Linked DNA regions of Homo sapiens: region 2 is linked to region 1. A link is an interaction called in ENCODE POLR2A ChIA-PET data of the cell type or tissue named here. Cell type or tissue: OCI-LY7. All regions are shown on one strand. Links, peaks and the distances in the headings refer to the core of each region. The heading gives the core; the rest is flanking DNA.

Region 1 (11,181 bases), core at 4,298-8,297:
TGCCAAACTCTTACTATCCAGTAAAGGAAATCTATTTGTCCCTCTAAGGGCCACTTAACTGCCCTGTCTCATACTCAGCTGGGCATCTTACAGATGTCTGCAGGGCCTAGTCCCAGCGACTGGGTGGATTCCATCAGCAGAGCACAGGCCCTGCTCACTGTGGGGCAACCCAGGAAGCAGGTGACCTGGAGCCTAGACCTTGCTCTAATGCTGATTGTGTACCATTAGGCAAATCACGTAACATCACACCATCCCAGTTCCCTTAGATGAGCGTAAATGTAGTGTACTGTACAAACACAAAGCACTTGGTGTCATTCTTATTCATACATATAAGTATACTTAGTGTCATCTTTGTCATATAAAGGATGATGTTTCTTATTTTAAAGGGCTCTTAAATGTAATAGACTCTTCTCTTGTTTGGTTTGGTTTTTCTGCCTGTGTCTGTCCAGTTGGTGAATCAATTGTTGACTGGAGAGTGCAGACCTCTCCTGGTCTTTTGTTCCCTTGCTGTTATCATTAATTAAGCACCTTTGAGTGTGCATGAGTAATTGAACTAATTTTGTCCAGTACATAAGAACTTGTACTTGTCTGTGCCAAACTTCCTCCTGCTGAGATGTGTGTGGAGTTGTCTAAAAAATAATTGTGAAGCATTTTGCCAGTTTAATATGCCATTTGTAATTGTGCCAAATGCTTCCTAGGAATGTCTGTTTTTTCCTGTAACCCTGATGTTTTTCTTTCTGAGTCTCCTCAAAACTGGGGTTGGAGAAGTTCCCACTGGACCAGCAGGTATTGCTGATCCACCAGAACTACGCAGAGCAGGCTTGCCAATCCTTTCTTCATTCTCTGGGCAGCCAGGCTCCAAACCTTTCCTCTTTAGGGCTATTCCAGATCACTGGTGCCATTAGCCAATCATTTCGAAGTACTGACGGTGAAGGTGAGGCTCCCAGGTCCCCTAAGGCTCTGCAAGGCAGCTTTCTCCCTTCATGAGAACTATAGAGCTCCAAGTGGCTGCCAGCCACCCCAGTCTGCATTTCTGCAGGAGCCACAAGCCAACTCAGCCACAGGTCTGAAAAAGACCAGTGCAGTGTCTACTTTCTTTTTAATGGAACAGAGGTGACCCCAGAAATGCTGTTTTATAAAAGAATAAATTAGCTTAATTTAAATCCCAAGAAGTTCTCCCCCACACCACCACTTCCTGAAAGTCTTCTAAGGACCTGGAGTGGGGAGTTGCAGTCCACAGATAGGAAGAGTAGGAAGCATTGCTTCTGGGCAGATGTGGCATGTGGCATGTGGTCGTGTGTCTAGCTTCTAGCAAACTGATGACAATTCTGCAACTAGGGTCTGCTGTATTAAAAGCAAGTTAGTGATGGAGTGCACAGATAAGAAGATAGCATTTAGGCCGGGCGTGGTGGCTTACGCCTGTAATCCCAGCACTTTGGGAAGCCGATATGGGCAGATAACTTGAGGTCAGGAGTTCGAGACCAGCCTGGCCAATATGGTGAAACCCCGTCTCTACTAAAAATACAAAATTTAGCTGGACATGGCGGCGCATGCCTGTGGTCCCAGCTACTAGGGAGGCTGAGGCAGGAGAATTGCTTGAACCCAGGGGGCAGAGGTTGCAGTGAGCCACAATCGTGCCACTGCACTCCAGCCTGGGTGACAGAGACTCAAAAAAAATAGCATTTAGCAGCTGTGGTTGGGTCATCCCCTTATATTCAGCAGTAGTAACCTCCCCAGAGAGTTGTACCCTATTGTGAACTGCACACAGAAGGGGCCATGGAGAATGCAGTGGGGTAGAGGGGGTGAAGTAGCAGCATGGAGAGAGAAGGAAAGAGCACTGCCCACAATTCCTGACCCCTGCGCTGCTGTCTCCTCTCTACCACTGGCGTCATTCCCCTTTTCTAAGCTTCAGTTTTATCCTGACATAGTTGGACTCATTGATCTCTGTGGCTGTGCTAGCTCTAAAAATGTAGGCTTATGTGAAAATCTCTGAGATCATTTAAAAATCAAGAGAGAGAGGCTGGGAAAAGTCTAAAGGGCATATAATATATATATTTGGCTTGCAGAATAGAGCAATTTGGAAAGCTATTGAAAAGGAATGTCTCCAAGTAATTAGCTCTTTTCAAGTCTTCAGAAAAGGACTGAGAGAGAACAAACAGGTGAACGTGCAGGATGAAGGACTGATGTTAGACATGGCAAAACTGTGGACATTTCTGCCCGTGAGAGTTAGAACTGAAGCTGTGGGACTTCCTCCCTCAAAGATCTTCAAAATAAGTTACTATCTCATCTGTCAATATCTCTCTGGGACAAATGAGGTATGTGGAAACTGGAAAGAACCCTGGACTGGGAGTCATGAGTCCAGTTCTGCTTCACAAGGGTTTTCGGAAAGTCACTTTTCACCTGTGACTCAACTACCTGATGTGGAAGTGAGGGGCCAGCCTAGGGCCTTGCCTCTAATGGTTGGGTGGGGGTAGAAACTCTTGGTATTGCTATCCAGATGCTACTCCCGTTTCCACCTCCGGCTCCTTTCCAAGCTACTCTTTTTCCCCTTAATTTTTTTTTCATGAAAATGTATATATAGTAAAGCATACAAATCTTAAGGGGACAGCCCAATTAATTTTTACAAATACATACCTGTGTAACCACCATGGAGATCAAGATACAGACCACGATCAGCACCCTAAAAAGAATACTTGCCGCTTCCTCAAAAGCAAACCTCTACTCCAACGTTTTTCTACCTCAGTGAAGTTTGGGAACGTTTTATAGACTCATGTATACTTTTTATGTCTGGCTTTTGTTCAACATTGTGTCTGTGAAATTTAACCATGTTGTGGCATATAGTAGCAGTATATTCTTTCATTGCTCTATAGTATTCTAACATGTGAACATACCGCAATTCACTTATTTTATTCTTATTAGCATTTGGATTGTTTCCCATTTGTGGTTATTTGAACATCCTGTGTATGTCTGTTGTACACATTTCATTTTTGTTGGGTCTACAGCTAAAAGTGGAATTGCTGGATCATAGAATATAGATTCTATTTAACTTTATTAGAAACTGCCTATTTTCCAAAGTATTCGTACATTTTCTACTCCCACCAGCATTGCCCCACATCTTCATCAACACTTGATATTATTTGTATTATTTATATTAGCCATCTTGGGTGAGACTCTAATGGTATCTCACTTTGTGTGCCTGTGTGTGTTTGATTATTTATTGCAAAGGATTTCAAACATTCCACAGTGGCACAGTGTAATGAAGCCCAGCCCTGAAAACCACCAATCCCTGCCCAGTGCTGCCCCATCTTCATAACATCCATTTCCTTTTCTCTCACGTTATTTTGAAGTAAATCTCAGAATTTAATAAGTTCATCTGTAAATAAAAAGTACTAACTCTAAAAGATAAGAACTTTAAAAAATGTAACTACAGTACTATTATACCAAAAAAATTAGCATATTTTCTTAATATCATAAAATGCCCAGTGAGTGTTCAGATTTTCACTTGTCTTATAAACGTCCATAATTTTTTTACATTTTTGTTTGAATCAAGATACAGATTAAAATGGGCCTACATAGTGCGATTGGTTGGTATAACTCTTTTTTTTTTTTTTTGAGACGGAGTTTCATTCTTGTCGCCCAGGCTGGAGTGCAATGGCGCAATCTCGGCTCACTGTCACCTCCGCCTCCTGGGTTCAAGCGATTCTCCTGCCTCAGCCTCCCGAGTAGCTGGGATTACAGGCGCCTGCCACCATGCCCAGCTAATTTTTGTATTTTAGTAGAGACAGATTTCACCATGTTGGCCAGGCTGGTCTCGAACTCCTGATTTCAGATGATCTGCCCCCTTTGGCCTTCCAAAATGCTGGTGTTACAGGCGTGAGCCACCACGCCCGGCCTGGTTGGTATAACTCAAGTCTTTTTTTATTTCTGTGTTCCTCCTTTATCTGTTTTTTCCCTTGCAATGTTTTTGTTAAGGAAATGGAGTTGTTTGTCCTATAGAATTTTCTTTTTTCTTTTTTTCTTTTTTGAGGTGGCGTCTCGCACTGTCACCCAGGTTGGAGTGCAATGGCGTGATCTTAGCTCATTGCAACGTCCGCCTCCTGGGTTCAAGCGATTCTCCTGCCTCATTCCCCAAGTAGCTGGGATTTCAGGTACCCGCCACCACGCCCAGCTAATTTTTGTATTTTTAGTAGAGGCAGGGTTTCATCATGTTGGCCAGGCTGGTCTCATACTCCTGACCTTAGGTGATCTGCCCGCCTCGGCCTCCCAAAGTGCTGGGATTACAGGGGTGAGCCACCGCGCCCAGTCAGAATTTTCTAGATCTGGATTTTGCTGAGTGCATCTCCTGATGTAGTTTAACATGTTCTTCTCTCCTATTTATTTTTCTATAAATTGGTGGTTGGATCCAGAAGCATGATCAGGTTGAGGGTCAGTTTGTCTTGGTTTTTGTGTTTGGTAAACCTCAACCATTTGCTCTTTCTTTGAAAGCTGCACCAAAGCCAGCTGGAGCTTCAGGAGGTGCGTCTCTCCTGCCGACAGCTGCAGGTGAAGGTGGAAGAACTCACTGAGGAGAGGAGTCTGCAGAGCTCTGCCGCCACCAGCACATCCCTCCTGTCAGAGATCGAGCAGAGCATGGAGGCTGAGGAGCTGGAGCAGGAGCGAGAGCAGGTGCTGACCTGCCTGTCACCCCACAGGCGAGGCTACCTGGGGTTGCTTAGGTCTCATCCTCCTCCCTAGTGCTCAGCTGCCATCCTGGCAAGGCTGTGCCCCTGTGCCTGTGTCAGCCCCTTGGCCTGCTGGCTAGAGTGTCATGAAGCAGGCCCTGATGGAGCATGTCCCTGGCCCTCCATTTTCCACCCACTTTATCCATTAAGGCATTGAGCAGAATTGCTAGAGGACAGAGTATCATAGGCACAGCCAATTCCCACTCATTGTCACCCCAGTTCCTCTTAGGAAATGCTTGTGCCATCAGCTCCATACCTGTTATACTGACAGAGTTCCAGAGCAGTCATGATCCATCTTCTCCATCTAACTGGTTTCTTTTCACACTTTTCATAATACAGAACCATTCATTCCCCTGATTGTTTTCTGACTCCCACCAAAATAACTGATTATATAAAGAAGTGCTTTATATTGTGAATGGAAGAAGCTAGAGAACAGGGAGAATAAGAATTTGGAATCTGTATAAATGTACTTGGTTCAGAATAAGTATTATTTCTTGGGACAAATGAGTTAAAAAAAAAACACAGAACAAAAAACCCTTTCTTCTAGAACTGGTGTCTTGGGTATCAGTATTTTGGGTTCAGAGCTAGAAAAAGATGGCCAGGTAGCAGTCTTCTCTAGAGTCTGAAATGAATAGTAATTCTCTGTGGAACAGCTGAGACTGCAGCTCTGGGAAGCCTACTGCCAGGTTCGCTATCTGTGCTCACACCTTCGAGGCAATGACAGTGCTGACTCAGCCGTCTCCACGGACTCCTCCATGGACGAGTCTTCAGAAACCTCGTCCGCCAAGGATGTGCCAGCCGGCAGCTTGCGCACTGCCCTCAATGAGCTCAAGAGACTGATACAGAGCATTGTGGATGGCATGGAGCCCACGGTAAGAGGCCAGTCTGAGATGGTCCTTACCCCACAGGAGCTGGCTGGTGGGAGGTTAGAACCCAGTGCATAGGGTGAGGTCAGCCATGGAACTGGAACCCTATAAAATATCTGCAAGAATTCTTCTGAGCCCTTATTGGTTGTTTTGGATTTTGTTTTTGAGACAGAGTCTCGCTCTGTTACCCCGGCTGGAGTGAGGTGGCACAATCTCGGCTCACTGCAACCTCTGCCTCTCAGGTTCAAGTGATTCTCGTGCCTCAGCTCCCTGAGTAGCTGGGATTACAGGCGTGCACCACCAACCACACCCAGCTAGTTTTTGCATTTTTAGTAGACACAGGGTTTTACCATGTTGGCCAGGCTAGTTTTAACTCTTGACCTCAAGTGATACACCCATCTCAGCCTCCTAAAGTGCTGGGATTGCAGGCGTGAGCCACCACGCCAGGCCGTGAGCCCTTATTTGAGAACACCAACTACTGCTGTGATGAGGCAGAGGGGCCAAGTGTCAGGGCTCCAAAGGCAGCTTCCTGCACACACCAGGTACACATAGAGCCTTTTTCTCCAGGTAGTGATGTACAGACAATGGCAGCTTCCAGTTTAAGGGCTTTCCTTGGAAACTTTGCATATAGAAGTTTGTATCCAAGTAAAAACTGTAAGTTGCTATTCTATAGCCCTTTGGTCCTAGTGGTAGGGTTAGCTGTGAATTGGCAAAAGTAAAAGATCTGAAGCTTCCGCCAAAAGAATGTAAGTGAGCACAGGAAGTTGGGAAGATCAGCTCTAAGGGCCTTTTAGAATCCTAGATGTGGCCACCTGTGGAGGAGAGGACTGTTCCCGTGGGCATCCTGGGCAGTCTGGCATTTCTTCCAGCTTCATGACACATTTCTCCCCGACTTACCCTCCACTCACGCTCCCAGCTTTTTGGCTATTATTTCTCCTCACGTTTCATCCTCCTACAGAAAACTTGTGTCTTTCTGCCTGTATTGGGTAAAGTAATATGAAGGGTAGCTGTTCTGTCTGACCATGCCGTATTGATCTGTGGGAGGTATTATACTATGAGGCCAGGTCATTGTGGGAGAAGAGAGCTGTCAGAATGTGATGGTGTGCTATTCCCACCACACGGCTTCCTTTCCCCCAAGCCTGAAACAAAAGTGAACATCTGTTTGCAGGTTGAAATTGAGCAATCTCTTTTTTTTGTTTGTTTTTTGTTTTTTTGAGACGGAGTCTCGCTCTGTTGCCCAGGCTGGAGTGCTGTGGCGCCATCTTGGCTCACTGCAACCTCTGCCTCCCGGGTTCACGCCATTCTCCTGCCTCCCAAGTAGCTGGGACTACAGGTGCCCACCACCACACCCGGCTAATTTTTTGTATTTTTAGTAGAGACAGGGTTTCACCGTGTTAGCCAGGATGGTCTCGATCTCCTGACCTCGTGATCTGCTGCCTCGGCCTCCCAAAGTGCTGGGATTACAGCGTGAGCCACTGCGCCCGGCCACAATCTCTCTTCTTGACCCCTTCTTCCTTCCACCTTTTGTCTCTTCCCTCCTCCTTTTCTCCTTCCCTTCATCTTCCCTACTATCTTTCCCCACTATCTTTCCCCACATCATTCCTCCACTCTCCCCCATTTCTCCTCTCCTTCTCTCCCCGACTAACCATCTCTCTCCCCCTTCCCTATCTCTCCTGTACCCTTACCATATCTGTCTGGCTGTCTTTCTTTTACTGTCAGGGCTCCCGGAGACTTGATGATGACTCCTTAGAAGAACAGATAAGGCAGACCAGTGAGGACTCGAGAGCCCTAAGGGAGCTCATGGAGGGAGAGAGGGGTAAACTGAGGCAAAGCCTAGAAGAGCTGCAGCGACTCCACAGTCAGGTGAGCACCCCAACCTTCAGTTCAGTGCAGGGCATGTGCACCTGCCCCTGGCTCTCTTGGGACCCTTTTGAGTTTCTCTCTCCCATTTCTGTGTGAGAAGTGGCTCTCCTTCATCAGATCATCAAGGAATGGTGACCTGAAGTTGAGGTAAACTGAATGTCTTCAAGAGAAGAACCCAGTCCTTTAGCCCAAAGTAAAATTGGCAGGGATGAGAATGGCTGGTCCTCCATTTCCTCCAGTGACACTCTGCCTTATACAGAGCCAAAGTTAATCTGACTGGTAGATGCTGACAGCCCTCGGGCTACTTATGGGTGCTTTTCCAGCAGTTGCTGGGCAGGGAAGTTTGCAAACCAAGGAACAATTGATCTTTACAGCACAGTTCCCTTTTGTAAGTGCCATCACTTCTCTCAGCCTGTTCTTCTGCTTTAGAAGAACTTACTGCTACCCTTGCTGTTCCTTTCTCATTTGATCACGATTTCATCTCTCTAGAGAACGCTGAAGGAAGACATTTATATTCTCATCTGAGAAACTTTAAAGGACTTATAGGCAGCCCCACCCAAAAAGGAGCTTCTAAAACCTATCCTAGGAGATAGATAAAGGCTCTTCCTGTTGACTGTGGTCATGTGTAGAGGTTCTGTGCTGCTTGGGAGTAGGGGCTGGGGTAGCACCAAGCAAGCAGCATCTAAACCTTGCTCCTGCCCCTGTCCTTTCCTGGCTCAAAGCTGTTCACGCCTTGCTGCTGCATGAGGTTTCTTTGAGATGGAATTTAAGCCTGCCTTTCACTTCAGTCAGTATTTCCTCTTTTTTTTTTTTTTTTATTTCTTTTTGAGACAGGGTTTCACTCTTGCCCAGGCTGGAGTATAGTGGCGCAGTCACAGCTCATTGCAGCCTTGACTTCTAGGCTCAAGCAATCCTTCCACCTCAGCTGCCAAAGTAGCTGGGACTACAGGCGTACGCCACCATGCCCAACTAATTTTTTGTAGAGATGAGGGTTCGCCATGTTGCCTAGGCTGGTCTCAAACTCCTGGGCTCAAGAGAACCACTCACCTCAGACTCTCAAAGTGCTGGGATTACAGGTGTGACCCACCACATGTGGCCCCAGTCAGTATTTCCTACATTTGAAATATCTTTATAGAAAGAAACTCCCCTTTTCTGGGAGTCATCCCGTTAGTCTTCCTGATATTTTCTTGGAAAATATCGGGAGACCCACCTCCAGCCATCTACTGTCCTCTTCTTTCTGTGAGTGACCAGATAACAAGGACACAAAGATGCCATTTCAATCTGTGGCTTGGCCAGGCACGGTGGCTCACGCCTGTAATCCCAGCCCTTTGGGAGGCCAAGGCAGGTGGATCACTTGAGATCGGCAGTTCGAGACCAGCCTGGCCAACATGGCGAAACCCCATCTCTACTAAAAATAGAAAAATTAGCCCAGTGTGATGGCACATGCCTATAATCCCAGCTACTTGGGAGGCTGAGGCAGGAGAATTGCTTGAAACCAAGAGGCGGAGGTTGCAATGAGTTGAGATCGTGCCACTACACTTGAGCCTGGATGACAGAGTGAGACTCTGTCTCAAAAAGTTGTAGCTTGCTCACAGCCGAACGCTAGAGACTTGGGTTAGGCAGCCACAGACATTCACCCGCCTGAAACCTAAGTTCTTCAGCGGGTAATTTGGCCAGAGAGTGATTCAGACTCAGAGACAGATCTTCTAAACTGGAAAAATAAAATGCAGGAGAAAGTTGAATCTGTAAGGTCTTTGGATTAATAAAAGTTTTGCTTATTTTAAAGCCTATTTAAATTTCCATAGGGTGCTTCTGTTCATGAGTTCTTTAATATTAACTGGTTTTGTTGTTTTGTTTCTCAGAATTATAAAACTAGAACTCCACAGTGGATGCGGGGGGCATTGTTTTATTCAGAAACATAAGCAAATTGTAGGTTGCCAAGATTCTACTGTAGAATATTTAGGAACCCATTTCCACCTCGAAATTTTTCTTAGAAGTTCAGCTGATAATGGTTTAGGCCAGTTGCTGTGGATTCTCTTTCAAATGGTTCACCAAGTGGAAGGTTGTACTCATGTCCCACGCGGGGTATAGAATTGGACTTCTGTAGGCCATCTCTTCCCAGATGCTCAGTCAAAGCAGAAAACCTCTCAGCCACACCGCACGTAGCAAAGCCACCTCATGGGGAGTAACACTGGCCTCCCAAGGCAGGGGTAGGGTGCAGATTGAGTCCCAGAATGACTGCAGAAATTGCAGCCATCACAGCAGGCATGGCGTTCTGCATGCAAGGTTGGTTCAACATCCACTGACACCCACTGCGTGCCTGGTGCTGCACTAGGCCCTGAGAGGCACCAGATGGATGTGCAGGGCCCCTGCTCTCTAGGACCCCACAGTGCCAAGAGGACAGTCAGAGCCATCTCTGAGCCCTTTTGGGGGCAAGGCCCAGACATGGTTAGGTGGGACTGAGGTTCTAGCACACAGCTCCTGGACTGGGCTCAAACCTCATCTGATGGCTGACCCAGCCTCTGAGCCTGTCACCTGAGAGTGTTCTTTTCTCTCTTGAAAACTAGGCCAGAGGTCAAAGGTGTGGGGGCTGGAAGCCTATCCAAACTTTAAAATAAAGGAAAGCGTAGGTTTAATTTGACCGGTAATTATTTTTTAGAAGCAAAATCCATACCCAGACCCGAAGACTTGCTGGCACCTGTTATTGTGCTTAAGGAACAAAGTCCTTCCTGTGGTGGTGTGCCCCCTCCTACCCCACTCCCATCAGTGGCAAGGAACTGCCTCCTCCTCTGTTCCCCAAGTGGCCCACCCCTCACCTCTGGTGTGTGTGGAGCAGCTGCTAGGATGCAGGGGGGTCTTCTGCGATTAGTCTGTAGAATATGAACACGTTATCGGTGAGGCCCTCAGCCAGTTCTCAGGCCTGTCACCCAGGTGGCAGGAGGCTCAGTTAGAAGCATCCCATTTCTGTTGTTTGGATCCTTCATGCTTGACTCGAGTGCACACTTGTTACTCCAGAAGGGGCATGAACATGCAGAGAGTGCTGGGAGCCTGTGGGCTTCACTCGCCAAATCTGGGTGCCTCTCCTCTGAAATCTCAGCATGGCCATCTCCTCCATCCTCCGTCCTCCTAGCTCCTGCCCTATTTCAAGACCTGCATCCTTTCACACCCTGGCTATGGTCACCACTTCCCAATTTATCTGCCTTCCCCCAGCCCGCCCACCCTCACACGCTTTGGATTGATCTTCCTGAAGCGTGACTTGAAAGTGGGACGCCCCTTACAAGTTCTGGGTGGGTTCCCATTATCAAATAGCAGGAAGCCTTGAGCTGTTGTGGCTGTGCAGTCTGGCTGCATTCCAGCCGCACAGCCTGCGTCCCTCTGGTTTCCCTCTTGCCCCCTTTGCTTTAGCAGAACTGAACATAGGATACAAAGGGCAGTGGCACATGCACCCCATGCTACCCACACCTGGGCCTTCTCCCCAGCTTTCTCTGTGCCCAGAAGGCCTTCTCTCTCACCTGCTCATATCTCCATGCTATTCAGCCTTCAAGTTCCCAATCTAGCATCACTTCCTCCTGAAACCCTCTTGATTCCTTTCCTCATGGAGCACCCCTGTCTCTGTCTTGTCACAGTTACCCTGCTCACATCTCATCTTCTCAGTCAAACCCTAGACCCCATGAGGATGAGCTCAAGGTCTGATCTAGCTGTGTCCTCTCCTAAAGCAGCTAGTACAGTGC
Region 2 (11,181 bases), core at 4,237-8,236, 100 kb after region 1:
TCTTAAGCTACGGATATATTTCTGTATTTCCTCGCGCCTACTGTGAAGTAAGCACCCTGAAATTTGCTGAAGAAGGTCATGTTCATCTTAGCATTCCCCCAGGTAGCCCAGTGCCTTGCATGGCCACAGTGAGCACACGATATTACATGAGGAGAGCTGAGCTCCATTCCTAACCAAAGGAGTTAAGTTCAGGTGTGTCCCAGTGCAGAGATTGGGAGATGAAATAAAGAAAGCCTGGCCGGGCGCAGTGGCTCACGCCTGTAATCCCAGCACATTGGGAGGCTGAGGTGGGTGGATCACAAGGTGAGGAGATTGAGACCATCCTGGCTAACACGATGAAACCCTGTCTCTACTAAAAATATAAAAAATTAGCCGCGCGTGGCGGCGTAGCGCCTGTAGTCCCAGCCACTCGGAAGGCTGAGGCAGGAGGCGGAGCTTGCAGTGAGTCGAGATCGCGCCACTGCACTCCAGCCTGGGCGACAGAGCGAAACTCCGTCTCAAAAAAAAAAAAAAAAAAAGAAAAAAAAAAAAGAAAAGAAAGCCTGAAATACGATGTAGCCACAAAAAATAATGAGAAAGCTCTTTCTGATGTACTGATTTGGAATCATTTCGAAGATATATTATATATAGTATATATATTATATATTATAAGTAATATGGCATATAGCGTATGTTCCCCAGCATGTTCAATTACATAACACACTATGTCTGGACATAAAATTGGTAATACTGTTTTTTCTTTCTTAGACAAAGTCTCACTGTGCCACCCAGGCTGGAGTGCAGTGGAGCAATCCCAGCTCACTGCAACCTACGCCTCCTGGGTTCAAGCGATTCTCCTGCCTCAGCCTCCCGAGTAGCTGAGATTACAGGCATGCGCCACCACACCCAGCTAATTTTTGTACTTTTAGTAAAGACGGGGTTTCACCATGTTGGCCAGAATGGTCTCGAAATCTTGACTTCGTGATCCGCCTGCCTCGGCCTCCCAAAGTGCAAAATTGGTAACACCGTTTACAGAGGGAAACTTAACGGCTACGGGAAAAGACAGGGCTAAGGGGAAGCTTCTCATGTTATATCCTTTTGAATTTTGTACTGTATGAATGTATAACCAACTGAAACAAACAGTCCCAATACTAAACCCTGGTCCATCTAGGTATCATCTACAAGCCTGTGTAGCACTGGAGCAACAGAATGAAGGAGGACAGTGACACAGTCCCCTGACTGCATTCCCACTGCCCATGCAACCATGAGGTTCATCCTGCAGATGACAAGCAAACCTGTGGCTGATCCAGTGTGGTCAGGACCAAGCTAATCCTGAACATCAAGACACACCTCCCAAGGACTCTTGTCAGAGGCCCCTGTCTCTACCATCCTAGACACCTCTGGACTCATACCAGCCTGTGAGTCAGCCACTGACAACTTTAAGAGCAACAAGGCTGCGGCAACCCCTTCAGTGATGGTGGGAACCTGAGTGCTTTGGGAGGCTGCCTTCTCCACTGTCTGGATGAGCAAGGGCAGTAAGTCCAGGGCCTGCAACAGCGTGTCACCTGTGGAGAGAGGACAAGCACCTTAAAGGACATCCTGATCCTTGGAAATGACAGGACTGAGAAAGGATTTATCTAACCAGCTGTGAACCAGACGACTAAAACCCTTCAGTTAATTTTTCAAATATCTCAAAAAGAAGTGAAGTGAAATCAAAACTTAAATCAAACTCTACAGCCACAAAATTAGAGGGAGAAAGATAATCCTTATGGCCAGGTGCGGTAGCTCACGTCTGTAATCCCAGCACTTTGGGAGGCCGAGGCGGGTGGATCACCTGAGGCTGGGAGTTCGAGATCAGCCTGACCAACATGGAGAAACCCCGTCTCTATTAAAAATACAAAATTAGCTGGGCGTGGTCCAGTTATTCAATTGATGGATAAGCAGAGACATTAGGTGTGTTGCTCAAGGTCACACGGCTAGTTGAGGCAAGTCAGAGCCACCCTCAATCCTGTCAATTCCCATCTGGTACTCTTCCCCCATACAGATGACCTTCGGACCCAAATTCTAAATTTGGGTCCAAATCTGCTGACCTCTGAACTAAACTCTTTTAAAAAAAAAAGGAAGCCAAGCACAGTGGCTCATGCCTGTAATCCCAGCACTTTGGCAGGCTGAGGCGGGGGGGATCATGAGGTCAGGAATTCCAGACCAGCCTGACCAATATGGTGAAACCCTGTCTTAGCCGGGTGGGGTGGTGCACGCCTGTAATCCCAGCTACTCAGGAGGCTGCAGCAGGAGAATCGCTTGAACCCAGGAGGCGGAGGTTGCAGTGAGCCGAGATTGTGCCATTGCACTCCAGCCTGGGTGACAGAACGAGACCCCATCTCCAAAAAAAAAAAAAAAAAGAGAAACCAGTTAAAACTATAGTTTGGCTGGGCACGGTGGCTCATGCCTATAATCCCAACACTCTGGGAGGCTGAGGCGAGCAGATCACCCGAGGTCAGGAGTTCAAGACCAGCCTGGCCAACATGGCAAAACCCTGTCTCTATTAAAAAATACAAAAATTAGCCAGGCATGGTGGTGGGCATCTGTAATCCCAGCTACTCAGGAGGCTGAGGTTGGAGAATCGCTTAAACCCAGGAGGCGGAGGTTTCAGTGAGCTGAGATCGCACCACTACACTACAGCCTGGGTGACAGAGAGAAACTCCATCTCAAAAAAAAAACTATAGCTCAAGCACATGTTTTCTTCCCCCCTACCCCAACACCTTGGTTTGTTGTTCCATGTTTCCATAGCTACTAAATGGGTACATCAGAACATTTCACAATGAAAGCAGTTTCCCAGATAATGTTTTATACTTGAATCCAAGAAATCTTTATTACAGAGGTTTATTTTCGTTTTGTTTTTAAAAGGTTTATTTTATATTATGTTTATTTTAAAAGCAATGAGCATTGAGTTCTGGCACTCTGCATTCCTTTTTTAAAAAATAAATTAAAAATAAATGCAACGAGCAGAACTAGCTCAAGCTGAAGAGACTAGGTAAAACCAAGTTTTTGCCATCTACAATTCAAAGTCCCACCTACAACTGATGGTCATTCAATGCAGCAATAATGCAAACTGATATATATAGTACATAGACTTTTTATATAATTTTTGGTAGAGACAGAGTCTTGCTATGTTTCCCTGCCTGATCTTGAACTCCTGGGCTCAAGCAATCCCGCTGCCTCAGCCACCTGTGTAGCTGGGACCACAGGCATGTACCACCATGCCCAGCTATTTTTTTAATTTTTTTGTAGAGATGGGGGTCTCACTTTGTTGCCCAGGCTGGTCTCAAACTCCTGGGCTCAAGCAATCCTCCCACCTCAGCCTCCCAAAGTGTTGGGATTACAGGCGTGAGCCAGCTCGCCTGCCTCATAGACTGTTTTTAAGTCATGGATGTGAGTTCACTATATCCCTAAGGCAGCTGAAAATGTATTGAGCGTACATTTCTACCCATGGAAAATCTATGACTTCAATCAGCACTACCTGTGGTTTGAATAAACCTCACAAACCACTGCACAAAGATGATCTATGATTCTGAGCTGGGAGACATATTTCAGAAAAAGATATATTGCTTTCAAATCAGTGCAAAAATCTCTTATGGTCAGATTCTTCTTCCCTTATCATTAAAAGAAATATGTGAGTACAAAGTTCATCAGACAAGACATTTCACACAGAAGGGGGTCCCCTCCCAAGAGGAGGCCCTGGAATCTCCTAGATGTTTCTTTTTCTTTTTTGAGACAGAGTATCACTCTGTCACCCAGGCAGGAGTGCAATGGCTTGATCTCGGCTCACTGCAACCTCTGCCTCCTGGGCTCAAGCGATTCTCCTGCCTCAGCCTCCCGAGTAGCTGGGATTACAAGCACCTGTCATCATGCCTGGCTAATTTTTGTATTTGTGTAGAGACAAGGTTACACCATGTTGGCCAGGCTGGTCACGAACTCCTGACCTCAGGTGATCCAACCGCCTCGGCCTCCCAAAGTGCTGGTAGGCGTGAGCCACTGTGCCCAGCCTCTCCTAGATGCTTCTTTAAATACAGTTCATAAGTTTAAATCTTTTTAAAAAGAAATACAAGCATATCTCTGAGATGGAAATCAGTAATAGAGGTTTATAGCTTGGAGACCAAGCTCCTATACAGATTTGAAAGTTTCCCCCAGCTCTGCTTGCCCAAATGACAGTAGGTTCCTCAACACTGAAGGAAGGGCGGTGGTCATTTTTAATAAGTCCAGAGTAAAGTTTACACGAAGTTGGATTTTTTAAACCAGTCTTTTTTTTTTTTTTTTTTCCAAGACAGAGTCTTGCTCTGTTGCCCAGGCTGGAGTACAATGGCGCAATCTCGGCTCACTGCAACCTCCATCTACCGGGTTCAATTCTCCCTGCCTCAGCCTCCCACGTAGCTGAGATTACAGGTGCCCGCCACCATGCCCAGCTAATTTTTGTATTTTTAGTAGAGACAGGGTTTCGCCATGTTGGTCTTGAACTCCTGCCCTCAGGTGATCTGCCCGCCTCGGCCTTCCAAAGTGCTGGGATTACAGGTGTGAGCCACCGCACCCAGCCCTTAAACCAGTCTTATCTGAGTCATTTCTCCATGATTTCAGATACTATAGTGACAAGTTCTGGTTCTGGTCCTCTCTGAATAAAGCTTTGTACTTTGAAAGTCTGACAAGGGGGAGAAGCCAGAATTTGTTGTGAAGACTGAATTCGGATTTTGGGCTAAGCCCAATGCTCTCATTTATTTCAGGAAGAATTAAACAGTGCAAAATAAGCTGAACTAACAGGGAAAGCGGGAACACTAACAATACCCTAAAGACTCAGTAACCTCTGCAAGGAGACCTGGACACTAGCCCTGGGAGTTGTCTTACCCCGGTAAGAGGCCAACATGCACTGCAGGTAGGCATGCCTCACCGCAGATGTGGAGGTTTTAAGGCTGAAAGCTTTTTTGAACCATTCAGTGAGCTTCTTGGGCACTTCCATAGTGAATCGGTTACACCAGAGAGCCAGGACTGAGACAGCGTGTACCAAGGTCCCTTCATGAACTAGGGCAAAAAGCAGAAGTCCAGTCAGTCCAATGTCTTATAACCATGTCAAATCATTGCAAGCAGTGCAAAAAACAAGCCAGAGTACAAGCGGGAGGAAGCAGTGATATTTCAGACAGCTACGAGCCTTGCTCTGAGGGAGGTGTGTCTTTAGGAGAGGTTTATGGAAGGAAAGCTCCAACTGTGAAAAACCACGGTCAAGGATGAGTACAGAACGCATGCTCACCATGTTGCACAGAATTACCTTCCTGCTGAAGGAACGGGATGAACAGCTCAGCCACGATCCCATTCAGGACCTGACTGGAAGGTCCAGACACCACGTGATGACTGACGCTCCCAATCCCTAAAAGGCAGATTCCCTGTTCAGTCTCTTATCAGCACAGAACCACAGAGGCAAGTCTTCCCACTGCTGCCACCTCCGCACTCTGGGTCACAGACCTCTTCTGTGTCTCCAGCAGGCATACCTCTCCTTTGGCCATTATTGATCTTCCTTCAATGCCCCCTCTACACCTCCTGCCTTCTATAGAAGCCAAGCCTCCTGCTAGACCTGAACAAGTCCCTCTTGTCAAGCAGGCAAGCAGCAGGGTCCTGGGAGGCAGGCTGGACCCAAGATCGTCACAGGAGTCAAGATGCAAAGAAGGCTTCGCCTTACCTAAGAATTATGTTAAAGCTTATCTACTACTAGGCCAGGCGCAGTGGCTCACGCCTGTAATCCCAGCACTTTGGGAGGCTGAGGCAGGTGCATCATGAGGTCAAGATCGAGACCATCCTGGCCAACGTGGTGAAACCCTGTCTCTACTAAAAATACAAAAAAATTAGCTGGATGTGGTGGTGTGTGCCTGTAGTCCCAGCTACTCAAGAGGCTGAGGCAGGAGGATTGCTTGAACCCGGGAGGCAGAGGTTGCAGTGAGCCAAGATTGTGCCACTGCGCTCCGGCCTGGCGACAGAGTGAGACTCCATCTCAAAAAAAAAAAAAAAAAAAAAGCTTATCTACTACCAGATCACAGCTCTACTCCTGGCAGAGAAATCCTGTACCTGCCTGTAATCCCAGCACTTTGGGAGGCTGAGGCGGGCAGATCACTTGACGCCAGGAGTTCAAGACCAGCCTGGCCAATATGGTGAAACCCCATCTCTACTAAAAATACAAAAAAATTAGCAGGCGTGGTGGTGTGCACCAGTAATCCCAGCTACTAAGGAGGCTGAGGCATGAGGATCGCTTGAACCTGGGAGGCAGAGGTTGCAGTGAGCTGAGATGGCACCACTGCACTCTATCCTAGATGACACAGCAAGACTTTCTCTCAAAAAAAAAAAAAAAAAAAAAAAGAAATCCTATACCTGAGAGGACGCTCATCTTCTGGGCTACAACAGTTAGTTTTCCTTCCGAGCCTGAGAAGAGAGACAGCAAAGATTCACATTCACATATGCCACATTTCCCAAGAGAGTGAACAATGCAGTCACGTGTGTGATGCCACGATACGGTTTCTGATTCCAGAAGTAGCCTTTGTGTTGTGAAGCTGGGTTTAAAGCAACTTTTACTAGCCTTTTGCTTTCTGACTCAAAAAAGAATGTTCCTACAAAAAACTTGAGAAACAGAAAAAATATAAAGAAAAACATTTAAAAGGCACTCATGTCTCCACTACTCAAAGACATTTCTTTTCTGGTGTATTTCCTTTAGTTTTTTCTGCTATGCCTACAAAAATGTGTATCTTAAAAACAAAAAACCTGAGATCACCCCATCCACACCACCCCGTGCACGGTTTTGTTCATTCACACACATTCACATTCCAGTGTGACGTCCCCCTGGCCACACAGCCTTGCCACAGGCAGACTTGGAGCATCAAGTCCCCTTCAGATCCCAGTTGAGGGAAATACCAGGGGCCACGCCTCAACCACCCGCATGGCCAAGAAGGCTTGCTCACCTCCGAGGATAGCAAATAGGTGCTTGGTCAGGGATTCCATGGCCGAAGAGTCACTGCACTGGCGTGCCAGGTTCCGCAGTGCCAGCACAGCTTCATCCATCAGGCGGGGACTGTTGGATTTCAGGTGACCTGCACACACAAAGCCACTGCTCAGAAGCAGCCAACAACTGAGCATCCAGACTTTCGTCTTTGTCTTTTCCATGCCCCCATCTCTTCAGTATTAGCTGTTTGCTCTCATTCAAATAATCTCAAGAAAGAAACTGCCAATGCCAATGTAGTTTAGGTTAGGGCCTTATTACTACCCTGAGCTGTCCCCTACCCCTGCTACAACAATTAGGACAAGTACAACCAAACCCAAGGTGACACTTATGGGCTGGAGAGGGGCTGGGATACTCACCAGCCAGTCCTTTCACGATGTCCATGGCATACTGGCTGAGGTCAAGCGTCACTGATGCCAGCAGACTAGAAATAGCTAAGGGGGACAGAAAGCACTGACCATGTCAGTCTAAGCAATAAATTCAACAGATAATTTTGTTCCCCTACTCCCCAGCAAATGCCACTAGGCCTGCTGTCTGGCCCTTCATCTCTACAGGCTACATGAGTAGTCCCAAAGCTCTGCTGAAAAGCTGTATACCTCCCCATCCCGATCAGCAAAAATTGCCTTTCCAACATCCCACCAACACATTTTACTAAGATACACAGGGACAGAGACTCAACCCTCAGATCCCATGATTTCAAGTGCCACCTCCATACTAAGTCCAGAATGTCTACAGAGGAGGTTCTTAACCTGAATCGTCTCCAGAAAGTTCTTTTGGGGAGGTGGAGGGGTAAGAGGATATTTTGTTTTCTTCCACTCAACTCTGAAAGTGAACACTTGATATTTTCTGGGAATCAGAACAATGGCTAGCACCTCCATAAAGCTATGAACTGATCCAGTGGGTTCTTGAACCCCTAAAATTATATGCAGTATTATTAATGGATATACTTTTGTGCATTCTTCTGACAAGACAGCCCATGACTTTTTCTCTTTCTTTTTTTTTGGACAGAGTCTGGCTCTGTCGCCCAGGCTGGAGTGTAATGGCATGATCTTGCCTCACTGCAACCTCCACCTCCCGGTTTCAAGTGATTTTCCTGCCTCAGTCTCCTGAGTAGCTAGGACTACAGGCATGTGCCACCACGCCTAATTTTTTTCGTATTTTTATTAGAGACAGGGTTTAACCATGTTGGTCAGGCTGGTTTCAAACTCCTGACCTCAGGTGATCTACCTGCCTCAGCCTCCCAAACTGCCGGGATTACAGGCATGAGCCACCGCGCCTGGCCTCTTGTTTTTTGAGATAGGGTCTCACTCTGTCACTCAGGCTGGATAGAGTGCAGTGTCGCCATCTTGGCTCACTGCAACTTCCACTTCCTGGGCTCAAGCTATCCTCCCACATCAGCCTCCCGAGTTGAGCTCCTGCGCTCAAGTGATCTGCCCACTGCCGCCTCCCAAAGTGCTGGGATTACAGGTGTGAGCCAATGCGTCTGGCTTTCAACATAATCGCAAAAGGTCCCCAATCTCTCTCCCAAGGTCCCAACAAGGTAAACAATGAATACATCCCCCTTCCCTCCCCCCTACCACACACACTTCTTGTTGCCAAATATCGAGAATAGAGATATAGGCAACTCATCTCCCTCCCACCATCCTGGTTGACAGCAACCTACTTTCAATAACATTCTCTGGACTCCTCAGTAAGGACTTCTGTATGGTGGGCAGTATCAGATCCTTAAATTCTGAGTGGGACAGGTATCGGAGCAGAGGGGCACAGCTATCCTACAAAGAAAAAGGAATAAGGCACCTAGCCCTCATGGGAACGGACCAAGAAGCAAAAAAGAGTTCAGCATCCCAGAATTGAAAATGGGATCAGTTGTCCAGGTGAGTAACGTCCACCTCTCGCTCACCAACAGGTACTTCGGAGGCTTGACTTTGCTCATCAGGATGTTCTTCATGTAAAAGTCCAGTAGGGCGCTCTAGAGAACACAAAGCTCTGGTTAGATCCTGACATTCTCAAGTATCTCATCACTGGCCTAAGGGGTCCCTCTTGTGAGAGTGCCTCCAAAAAATACAAATCAATGCCCCAAATTTCAGTGTTAAGCATAGAGGTCCCACTGATCACGCAACCCCACTTAAAACCCTTCCACAGCTTTCCATGGCCCCCGGGATAAAGTCCAAAGTCCTTCGTATGGCTTATAAGGTCCTGCCCACCACTCAGCTGGCTGCGTCTCACTCTAACCCATTCCTGCCACTCCAACCCCGCTCGCCTCCTCTCTGTTCCTGCCCACAGGCTGCTTCCTCTGCCCAAAATGCTCTGCCTCACCTCTTGACCTTGCTAATTCCTCTTCACTCTCAAAGTTCCTTCTTTAGAGTGATGTGTTCTCTGACCCACAGCCTAAATCAGGTCCTTCCGTTGTGGAGTCTCACGACTTCTCACACTTTCCCTTTGTAGCACATACTAGTTATAATTAGCTAGACTATCTGTTTAATGTCAGTTTCTCAGACTCAGTTCCATGGGGGCAGGGGTCATAGCTCCCTTACTCGCTGGTGTACCCCCAACACCGAGCACAGTGCCTAGAACATGGCAGCCACTAAATTGGGATGAATAAGTGACTGCATGAACAAGCAAACTATCACCCAAGCCAGAAACAGAAGGGAAACTTTCCAGCTCCTAGAAGTTCATGTATCATGGCAAAAGGCCAGAGTCTCACATGAGAAAACCAACAAGTTTCAGATAAGGTCAACAGCTAGGGTCACCAGGGCAAAGCAGGTTCCCATTCCTTCCCTCCAGCGAGCTCCCAACATCCCCAACATAGCAAACCCACAGTCACTCTGCCTTGGCACTTGCCTTGTGCTGACTGACCACGTCCATCTCCTTGTGACTCGTGCAGAACTGCACCAGCAGCCCCAGCATGCCAGCATAGTTCTGGTTGGGCTCTAGGCTGAGAATGGCTGACAAGTACTGTTCCACCAGCCCGGGGTTCTGAAGAGGAAAGTGCCAGGCAGGTGTTTAAGATGGCAGTGGGGGAGTGGCATGGAAGAAGCAATGCCCACCAGCCCCTGCAGTCCTGTCACCTCTTTCCACAGCTTCGTGAGTTTCTTCACAGCACCATCCACGGCGTGCTTGTGGGAGCCACCCAGCACCTCCAGCAAGAGCAGGCACTGCACTTCCACCTGCCAGGACCAGGGAAGACTCAGGTCAAGGTGGGACATGAGACTGAGGGTCCCATGGCTCTCATAGCCTGTAAAGACCTCCATCAGACCCTCCAAATCCTGGCTTCATCTCCACTCAGCCTCTCCCACTCAACTCCAGCCAGCTCCTCTTCCCTCCACCCCACACATTTAGTTCTGTCCTTTAACGACACTGTTCCCACTAGTGTTCGTTTAATAAATATTTGGTGATCACCTATTATGAATCAGACAATGAAGGCACAAGGGGAGGAAGACAGACATGGTCCCTGCTTTTTTTTTTTAAGACGGAGTCTCGCTCTGTCGCCAGGCTGGAGTGCAGTGGCACAATCTCGGCTCACTGCAACCTCCACCTCCCGGGTTCAAGTGATTCTCCCGCCTCAGCCTCCCAAGTAGCTGGGACTACAGGTGCGTGCCACCATGCCCAGCTAATTTTTTTTTTTTTTTTTTTTGAGACAGAGTCTCGCTCTGTCGCCCAGGCTGGAGTGCAGTGGTGCGATCTCAGCTCACTGCAAGCTCCGCCTCACGGGTTCACACCATTCTCCTGCCTCAGCCTCCCGAGTAGCTAGGACTACAGGTGTCCACCACCATGCCCACCTAATTTTTTGTATTTTTAGTAGAGACGGGGTTTCACCATGTTAGCCAGGATGGTCTCGATCTCCTGACCTCATGATCCGCCCGCCTCGGCCTCCCAAAGTGCTGGGATTACAGGCGTGAGCCACTGCGCCCAGCCGGTCCCTGCTTTCATGTACCTTAGAATTCAGAGGAAAAAAGAGATATTAAACAAATAAATACACAAATGAACATACAATTTCAGTGAGGTTTAAGTGCCATGCAGGTAAAGAATTAAGGGTCCTGTTTCATTTACTTCTTATCTGCCTTGACCTGTCCTTCATTAATTCCACAAATACTTACTGACCACTGCATGGCAGGCTCTATGCTGAGCACTGTGAATACAGAAGTGCATCTTGATATGGGGATTCGAACTGCATG

Evidence for each region. ChIA-PET counts read pairs that join two places held together with the same protein. Peaks named below come from ENCODE experiments on the same cell type or tissue, not always from the same donor. Only the 100,000 strongest peaks of a DNase experiment are listed, where the experiment ranks them.
Region 2: POLR2A ChIA-PET joins it to region 1 with 5 read pairs; 2 of 35 experiments call an interaction of 5 or more read pairs at or near these places.

The regions. Positions count from the first base shown.
Region 1 is chr12:120,067,137-120,078,317 of GRCh38, forward strand. It overlaps BICDL1 (BICD family like cargo adaptor 1), which reads left to right. Exons shown (of 10, transcript NM_001367886.1): 5 at 4,486-4,665; 6 at 5,375-5,593; 7 at 7,307-7,450. Among named protein-coding and RNA genes, the nearest start is that of RAB35, 44 kb to the right of the region's middle. In OCI-LY7, for the core only: no CTCF peak of the experiment used is centred there; no DNase peak of the experiment used is centred there.
Region 2 is chr12:120,168,778-120,179,958 of GRCh38, forward strand. It overlaps GCN1 (GCN1 activator of EIF2AK4), which reads right to left. Exons shown (of 58, transcript NM_006836.2): 6 at 10,075-10,173; 7 at 9,848-9,982; 8 at 8,907-8,975; 9 at 8,670-8,778; 10 at 7,366-7,440; 11 at 6,969-7,097; 12 at 6,385-6,435; 13 at 5,294-5,392; 14 at 4,876-5,049; 15 at 1,392-1,544. Among named protein-coding and RNA genes, the nearest start is that of MIR4498, 19 kb to the left of the region's middle. In OCI-LY7, for the core only: no CTCF peak of the experiment used is centred there; a DNase peak (open chromatin) is centred at 6,494; H3K27ac peaks cover 1,320 bases.